Linked DNA regions of Mus musculus: region 2 is linked to region 1. The links are chromatin contacts, found by Hi-C or POLR2A ChIA-PET in ENCODE. All regions are on one chromosome and are shown on one strand. Each heading gives the region's core, a stretch centred on a gene start or an enhancer-like site at or near the end of the contact. The rest is flanking DNA. Distances are from core to core; before and after follow the strand shown. Region 1 holds the start of Mcl1 (myeloid cell leukemia sequence 1). Region 2 holds the start of H2bc21 (H2B clustered histone 21).

Region 1 (4,199 bases), core at 461-2,960:
ATGGGTATTTCCTAATGAGAATGAGTGCACCTTACACCAGAGCTGGTGTATTTGGGTATTAACTTCTAAAATGCAGGCTCTACCCCTTATCCATTTGATTAAAATGAGGGGGATGTAATTTAGTCATCACAGGTGACTCTTACTTCTTCACGGTTTGAATCCACTGCTCTGAAGATTATCCAACTGAATTAGAAGTACAACCTACAGAATACAAGACCTTTTGGTACAATTCAAGACCGTCATAATGAGTTTTTCTCTGGACCTACCACCTACAACGACCAACATCATGCAACAAGAGATACATAAATTAAATCTGAAACCGGAGAGAAACTTTGTAAAAACCCTCTAGGTGCCTTCTCCTTCACAAAATCCTGCACCCCATTTCCACTCCACGGTCCCTTTATATCACAAGACGAACTTACCCAGCCTCTTTGTTTGACAAGCCAGTCCCGTTTCGTCCTTACAAGAACATCTGTGATAGTTTCTGCTAATGGTTCGATGAAGCTTTCTTGGTTTACGCTCTTTAAGTGTTTGGCCACAAAGGCACCGAAAGAAATAAGAGTCACAATCCTGCCCCAGTTTGTTACGCCATCTTTGAAAACATGGACCATTACTCGAGAAAAAGATTTAACATCGCCTTCGTTTTTAATGTCCAGTTTCCGGAGCATGCCTGAGAAGAAAAGCAAGAAACCTCATGGCCTCCTTTGTCTGCAGCGGGGCACTACCCTTCTGCCCACCCACGACGAGGGGACCGTGCTCTCCCGGCTCTAGAGCAGTCAGGCAGACCCCACGCCGACAGTGACATCCCACCCTTTCCGGTCTTTGAACCCAACAGCCAGATGGGCGGAAACAATGACTCACAGCCAGAAAATTCTGGTTGCAGAGCCAGGCTCCGGCTCTTCCCTCTTCCCGCACGGCCCGGCCCGGCCCGGGCGCCGCTTACCCTGGAAGGCCGTCTCGTGGTTGCGCTGCACGCCGTCGCCCACGCGCCGCAGGGTCTCCAGCGCTCTCCGGCCCGCCGCGCCCGCCTCGCCCAGAGGCTTCGAGTCCTTGGAGCCGGTCGCCTGCTCCCGCAAGTAGCGCGAGATGATCTCCAGCGACTGGCGGTATAGGTCGTCCTCTTCCTCCTCGGGCGGCGGCGGCGTGGAGGGCAGAGAGCCGTCGGCCCCGGAGCTCTTGGCCGCCTCGCTCACGCGCTCCAGGAGGGGCAGCACGGCCGGGCGCTTGCCGATGGCCTCCGGCTCGCAGCCGTCCAGTTCCTCCTCCGGAGACACGATGGCGGCGGCGGCCGACGCGGCCATCTCCTCGGGCGGCACGGCGAGGAGGCCGGGCGACTTATGCAGCCGCCTTTCGGCCGACGCGGTGACGTCGGGGTCCTCGGCGCCCACGGGCGGCGGCCGGGCGACCACCCGCGCGCCGGGCAGCAGGGCGGCCTCCCCTCCCCCCTCGCGCCGCGCCTTGGCCTCCTCGGCCACCAGGCGCGCCCCTGCCGGAGAACCGCCGCCCGCGCCGAGGCTGGCGCCGCCGCAGTACAGGTTCAAGCCGATGACCGCGTTTCTCCGCAGGCCAAACATGGTCGGACGCCGCAGGCTGAGGGGAAGGAGCGGGGAAGGCCGCGACTCCAGACCGGAGGCAGGCGGAAGTCAGGAGTGAGGAAGGCCGTTCCCTGCCGCCGCCTTAGGGCCGTGCTGACGCAGGCGAGGACTTCCCGTAAAAGGGGAAAGGGGCGGGCGTTTCCGGAGGGCTGGCCCGGCCACTCCGCGCCTCTTCCGGCCGGAGCGCTCTCGCGGCTTCCGCGGCTACGGTTGGCGGAGCGCGGTACCTGGCCTTGGCTCGCGGACGGATTGTGCTTTTTTGTCCGGTACAACTCTCAGCCCGGCTGGCCAAGTGCTTGGCTTCCCGGGGAATGGTTCCTGCTCGGGAACGCCTGCTGATCTGTGTCGGTTTTTGAATTTCAAGCTGCCCTGGAACTCTGCATAGCCCAGGCTGGTCCTAACGTTAGGCAGTCCTGCCTTAGCCTTTCTCGTTGCACTACCTGCTGTGTTTTTATAACATACCAGTCTTAAACACTTTTTTGTTTGTGTGTATTTGTGGTTGTGTGCCTGCCTCCAGGTGGGTGCTGGGAGTTAAACCCTGGAAGAGCAAACCAGGGAGGGCATCTCCAGTCTCATACACAAAGGAATATTAACCATTGATTTGCTTAAAAGTTAGGGGGAGTCCTGCTCTGTCATTTTTCTACTGTGAGCCCTCACTCCCTGTGTTCCAAAATGACTTTCCGTTCCGGTTTTTTTTGTTTTTTGTTTTTTGTTTTTGTTTTTTTGTTTTTCGAGACAGGGTTTCTCTGTGTAGCCCTGGCTGCACTGGAACTCACTCTGTAGATCAGGCTGGCCTCAAACTCAGAAATCCTCCTGCCTCTGCCTCCCGAGTGCTGGAATTAAAGGCGTGCCCCACACTGCCTGGCCAAAATGACTTTTCATGGACAGCTATTAAGGGGTTATTTATGTGGAGCCTGTGAAAGATTCAACTGGTGAAAGGCTCCTGAAACCCAGCCCTAAAGACCTGAGTTCAATACACAGAACCCACCTAACAATGAAGGAGTGAGACCACTTTCCAGAGTTGACCTCTGGCTGCCAGAAGAGCCTAGCTCCCTACCCTATCCCCAAACAGTAAAAGTCTAAAATATGAGCCATTTATGGTGGCTAGGCCTATAGCTCAATTGGCAGAAGAGCTTGCCCAGGCCTGGGGAGGCAGAGGCAAGAGACTCAATTTAAAACTCATTTTTGGCTACATGATGAGCCTGCTGTCTAAAATGAACAAAGGATGGTTACGGGAGTAACTCAGTTGGTAGAGAATTTGCCTACCCTTGTAGAAGTCCTGGGTTGATCCCCAGCACCATATAAAACGGTGAAGATCTTTGGTGGACTGGTTAGACTTAATATCAACTTGACACAAGCTGGAATTCCATGGACTGGCGGTCCTGGGTTCTGTAAGAAAACAGGCTGAGCAAGCCATGGGAAACAAGCCAGTTAGCAGCTCCTGCCCATGGCCTCTGCCTCTAGGTTCCTGCCCCGTTTGAGTTCCTGTCCTGATGTCCTTCAGTGATGAACAGTAATGTGGAAGCAAGCTAAGCCCAATGAACCCTTTTCTCCCAAGCTGCTTTTGGTTGTGGTGCTTTGCCATAGCAACAGAGACCCAAACTAAGACACTTGGTCTACATAGGAAGCGCCCATCAGCCAGGGTTAAAAGGTTGAGACCCTGTCTCAAACCAGATAGATAGATAGATAGATAGATAGATAGATAAGTAAGTGGCAAGCTGGAAATGTGGCTTACTTGGAGAATGCTTGCCTAACATAAAACCTTGGGTTTAAAACCCTGTAAATTGGCTGCATACCTTCAGTTCCAGAACTTGGGAGGCTCAAAACAAAAGACATGGGGAGATAGATGATGGTCCAGCAAGTAAAGACAATTGCTGCCAAACCCTGGAACCCATGTGCTGGAAGGGAAAGAAACGGGCTCCTAACCACTGTTCCTGACATCCACATATGCATTAAATCTATACATTTTTGTTTCAGTTTTTAGAGACAGGGTTACTCTGTGTAGCCCCAGCTGCTCTGGAACTTGTTCTGTAGACCAAGCTGGCCTTGAACTCACAGAGATCTGCCTGCTTCTGCCTCCCAAGTATTAGAATTAAAGGCATGCACCACCACTGCCTGATATAAATAGATAAACATTAAACTACAGTAAGTAAGGAGACAGGGAACCATATGATTATTTGTAGGAGAAGATCTAAAATCCTAGTTTATAGGATGTGGCAGGGAGTATGGAGAGAAGCATTTTGCAGTTGTAGTGACTAAAATATTTCTGTAAGGAACTTTTAATCCCAAAACAAGTAACCACAATCTGAGATGGGAGACATATATATATATATATATATATATATATATATATATATATATGAATGACATGTTGTAACCGAGCAGCAGAATTCATTTGTGTTTGATGACCTATAGGAAAGCTTTATGGAAGAGAAAGGTTTGCCCAGGTTGGTCCCCAATTGGAAGCCATCTTCCTGCCTCGGCCTGCTGCATTCTTACAGTCAGGACACCAGCTGCAGATTCAGCATGGACTTAAAAAAAATCACTTTAAATGATGTGCATGTGTGCAGATGCATCTGGAAGTCAGAGGCCTGTGAGGCAGCT
Region 2 (4,770 bases), core at 2,094-4,593, 560 kb before region 1:
CCATGCAGGGTGCATCTCTAAAGCAGAGAGGGTAACGTGTGGATACTTCAACCCCTTCTACCCAAATGAGAGGCGGGGTCAAGGTTTTCGGGGAGCAATCCTACCATCTCAAGTCCTGTAAAACTAAACTGGGGACTTGAGAAAACTAAACTCTCTAAACAGTTTATGAGGAAAAGCAGTGTCATGCCTGTTCCCTTAGCTATAAAACGGGAGATGATAATGGGACTTACTCCATAAAGTTCCCAGTGAAGATCAAATGAGCCAATATTTTGAGAGGGCTTAGAACACTCCCTAGCACAGGTGTTGGCTAAACTACCAGGGATTCTATTTCACGCTCTCTTGTTTGTAATACTTTTTATTTGTGGTCATTATTTCTCAATCTCGAGGCATTAACAATGGCCATGCCGTAGATATTCTAACCCCAATGCACCTCTGAAGTAATGCCCAGCTAGAAGCAGGTGTGTGCTTTAATGTACTGGGGGTTGAACCTAAGGCCTCAGGGCGTTCTGGCCAAACCTTCCGAGCTACACCCCTAAGCTCTGACTAATGGCTTATAAATCCTTCAAATCAAAGGCACCCAGCTTTTCCACAAGCCCAACCACAAATGGCTATATCTACTCATTTTATTTTTTTTTTGAGAAAATTAATTGCACAGAAAACAATACAGCAAAGATTTGAAACTAATCGGTAACTTTATTAATAATAATAACAGTGTCTACCCACTTGAAAATGCACATGCAGTGAATGGATTTATTCGATCTATGACAATGTTTGGAACTCTCTTTTGGATCCACAAAGCTCCTGCAATCAGCTCCAATAACCCTTACCACAAAGCAGAATTGAGAAAGCAATCAGACCATCAAGAATCTTCACCAACAAAATCAAGACTTCAAAGGAAAAACTCAGTATGCTACACTCCCCACAAAAGAAAACCAAGGCCGTTGTCTTCAGGTAGGAGACAAGAGTGGATGGTATTGGTGCAGGGGTTGGCCTACGGACCTCCCTATTTAGCTTCTACTACCTTCACTATTCGCTCCATAACCTACCTATCCTGTAGACCCTCTGAAATGTAAATGATTGGGACAATTGTAAATTGGAAGTTCATCTTAGTAGAGGATAGAAAAATTAAGAATGGGGATGGTGGCAGTAAAATGTCTCTCTCCCAAAGGCCAATGCTCCATTTAATACAAACCCAAGAGCTTCCTCTAAATTGTCAAAATTAAGGGAACTATTACGGCCAGTCCCTAGTAAACACACACACACACTCGAACACAAACACATGGCTTACTGGAGTTCAATGGCTGGGGTTCAATGGCTGTCACCCAACGGAAGGTCCAATAATCCAGTAGTTGTTCAGTCCACAAGGCTGGGTGTCTCAGCCGGTCTTCAGTGTATGGCAGAATCCCAAGTAAGTAGGGCTCTAATGCCAGTTCAGGAACAGACTTGCCATCTCCAGCAAGCAGGCAAAGAACAAGCTTCCTTCTTCCATGTCCTTAATAGAAGCTGCCAGCTGGCGTGGCCCAGATTAAAGGTGGGAAAGAACCAGATTAAAAATGGTTCTTCTCATTTCAAATTATGGAACTAAGAAAAAATAAATCCCTCACAGGTGCACCCAGCTGCTTGGGCTAAGAACCAAGAACAGCTACCACAGTAACGATAACTAAAGACAAATTTGGGAAAAAAATCCCCAAAACATTTCCTTTCCAACGTGTCTTCACATACATCAAATGGACAAGGCCTCTGCCACCCCCGCCTTAATATAAAAATTAATTCAATAAGTAATTTTAAAAAGCAGTGATATAGGCCCCTTGGTCTTGCAAACTTTATATGCCTCAGTACAAGGGAACACCAGGGCCAAGAATGGGTGGGTAGGGGAGTGTTGTGGGGAGGGTAAGGGGGACTTTGGGATAGCTTTTGAAATGTAAATGAAAATACCTAATAAAAATATATTTTAAAAAAAGCAGTGGTATAAAAATGAATTCAATAAGTAATTTTAAAAGTAGCATCTGCTGTGGTTGAGGCACTGGTGGGCTCTGGAGGTATAAAACTGTCAGACCCAGCTTGATCAGCAACAGTGTAAATAAGAAAGCAAAGGGAACTTGAGACAACTTCTCCTGGAGACACGACAGGAGGGAAAAAGCTAATTCCTGCGTGTGTGGATTCGAAAGATCGCTTCATGAGCCCAGAGAAGCAGCAGTAGCCTGCGGTAATCTGGCACTGCAGAGGTTAAAGCAAAGAATTAAAAGGAAAAACAAAAACAGAACAAAACAAACCAAGCAAGCCTCGAACAGGGATTTTAAAGCCTGATAGAGAACCATAACCGACTTCTACCAAATCGGCAGCAACGTGGAACATTCGTGTTTGTAAATCAGTAAATTAGAGGGACACCACCCTAAGTACCCCGTAACCGCTGGTGCCCAGGACACAAGTAAAGGGACAGAGCGGTTTCAGTTGTAGATGGCTGGTACCCAGCATTCGCCGACACAGTCTTAGCTGTGTCCTGGAGCCCTCTATTCGCCAGGGTAAGGAAACCATCTCACTTTAAGTCGACAAGTAAATGGTACCCCAAAAGCCTAGAACACGGAAACCGGGCCCAGAGACCCACCTCCATTATCCTAGTCTAAAAAGAACTCCAAGAAGCTAAGTAGGGTGCAGCAAACTGCAAACAGATACCCACAGGGGAACTCAAAACCACAAAGGCTTAAAACTTCTGAAGTGTACCCTTTTCAAGACCCTTGGAGTAACTTTGGAATAGGAACTAGAAACTAATGCAAGTGGCAAAGCTCTCTTCTGATTTGAGCGGGTGACTCACTAAAAGAGACTTTAAAAGATCAAAGGGGCCAGCGAGCGCCTCATCCAGGGAGGCCTCTACTTGGCGCTGGTGTACTTGGTGACGGCCTTGGTGCCCTCCGACACGGCGTGCTTGGCCAGTTCTCCGGGCAGTAGAAGGCGCACCGACGTCTGGATCTCCCGCGATGTGATTGTAGACCGCTTGTTGTAATGCGCCAGGCGAGAAGCCTCGTTTGCTATGCGCTCAAAGATGTCATTGACAAACGAGTTCATGATGCCCATGGCCTTGGACGAGATGCCGGTGTCCGGGTGCACCTGCTTCAGCACTTTGTACACATAGATGGAGTAGCTCTCCTTGCGGCTGCGCTTGCGCTTCTTGCCATCTTTCTTTTGCGCCTTGGTGACAGCCTTCTTGGAACCCTTCTTGGGAGCCGGGGCAGATTTGGCCAGTTCAGGCATGATTAAAAGCAAACAGTGGAAAACAGTCTAGTAAGTAGAAAATCAACCAGGGACCCGGAGGACTTGAGCCCTTTATGAACGCCTTATGCAAATTAGGTCTCAAAGTACTTTTAATTTCCATTGGCCCATACGCGAAACTTGCGTTTTCAGTACAAGCCTAAAATTTCAGATTTCATTGGACTTCTCAGGGGCCAAATAACCACCAATGAAAAGCTCCCTCCTCACCCCACCCCTAGGAGCGCCTATAAAGGCCTTAGAGACGAATCAACCTAGCTTTACAGAAGTTGTCACCTCGGTGTGTCCTACATTATACTCTAAGTTATGTCTGGCCGTGGCAAACAGGGAGGCAAGGCCCGCGCCAAGGCCAAGTCGCGGTCTTCCCGGGCCGGGCTACAGTTCCCGGTGGGGCGTGTGCACCGGCTGCTGCGCAAGGGCAACTACGCGGAGCGCGTGGGCGCCGGCGCGCCGGTATACATGGCGGCGGTGCTGGAGTACCTAACGGCCGAGATCCTGGAGCTGGCGGGCAACGCGGCCCGCGACAACAAGAAGACGCGCATCATCCCGCGCCATCTGCAGCTGGCCATCCGCAACGACGAGGAGCTCAACAAGCTGCTGGGCAAAGTGACGATCGCACAGGGCGGCGTCCTGCCCAACATCCAGGCCGTGCTGCTGCCCAAGAAGACCGAGAGCCACAAGGCTAAGAGCAAGTGAAACTCAACACGAATCCAAAAAGGCTCTTTTTAGAGCCACCAAATCTTTTACAAAGGAGCTAGCTAACGCGCCAGTTTGTGACCAGCCCTTTGGATGACACTTTGGTGGCTCTTAAAAGAGCCTTTTTGTGTGGAAAGGGATAATAGTTATTTGTTCTTTCCAGGCTTATGACTTTCCGTTTTCTTCGGAAGTAAGACAGCCTGAATATTGGGGAGGACCCCGCCCTGGGCGATGGTGACTCCCCCTAGTAACTTGTTGAGCTCCTCATCGTTCCTCACAGCTAGTTGCAGATGGCGCGGGATGATGCGCGTCTTCTTGTTGTCGCGGGCCGCGTTGCCCGCCAGCTCCAGGATCTCGGCCGTTAGGTACTCCAGCACCGCCGCCATGTACACCGGCGCGCCGGCGCCCACGCGCTCCGCGTAGTTGCCCTTGCGCAGCAGCCGGTGCACACGCCCCACCGGGAACTGCAGCCCGGCGCGGGACGACCGCGACTTCGCCTTGGCGCGGGCCTTGCCTCCTTGTTTGCCACGGCCAGACATGGCGGAATAAGCAATTTCTGCTGCTTTTTCCAAGGGAAGGATATGGAAAGGTGAATTTATAAGATCTATCGGGAGGGGTGAAGGAAAAGTAGCTTGATTGGCTTAAAATGGAGCTGTCTCCAACAGCCAATGGGAAAGCAGAAGCTAGACTCGGTGGTTTACATCCTGCAGTACAGGAAATGACGAATTTTTTGAAAAAGGAATTTACCAATCGATGAGAGCCACATTTAAAGGCCCTCACTTACATCGTAGGATTTTAAGGGCAGAAGAA

The links. A loop is a pair of places that touch in the nucleus more often than their neighbours do. ChIA-PET counts read pairs that join two places held with the same protein, here RNA polymerase II (POLR2A).
Region 2: a map of CH12.LX shows a loop between it and region 1 (6-fold over the local background). The contact joins the promoter of H2bc21 here to the promoter of Mcl1 in region 1. A Hi-C loop is called at or near these places in 2 of 37 maps with a recorded cell type or tissue (CH12.LX and T-helper 17 cell). POLR2A ChIA-PET finds 5 or more read pairs at or near these places in 1 of 5 experiments (Patski).

The regions. Positions count from the first base shown.
Region 1 is chr3:95,656,232-95,660,430 of GRCm38, reverse strand. It overlaps Mcl1 (myeloid cell leukemia sequence 1), which reads right to left and starts at 1,710. Exons shown (of 3, transcript NM_008562.3): 1 at 944-1,710; 2 at 423-670. The coding sequence starts at 1,574.
Region 2 is chr3:96,219,645-96,224,414 of GRCm38, reverse strand. It overlaps H2bc21 (H2B clustered histone 21), which reads right to left and starts at 3,343. Exons shown (of 1, transcript NM_178214.4): 1 at 677-3,343. The coding sequence starts at 3,249. The coding sequence ends at 2,869. It overlaps H2ac21 (H2A clustered histone 21), which reads right to left and starts at 4,530. Exons shown (of 1, transcript NM_178213.5): 1 at 4,061-4,530. The coding sequence starts at 4,499. The coding sequence ends at 4,107. It overlaps H2ac20 (H2A clustered histone 20), which reads left to right and starts at 3,535. Exons shown (of 1, transcript NM_175662.2): 1 at 3,535-4,002. The coding sequence starts at 3,571. The coding sequence ends at 3,960.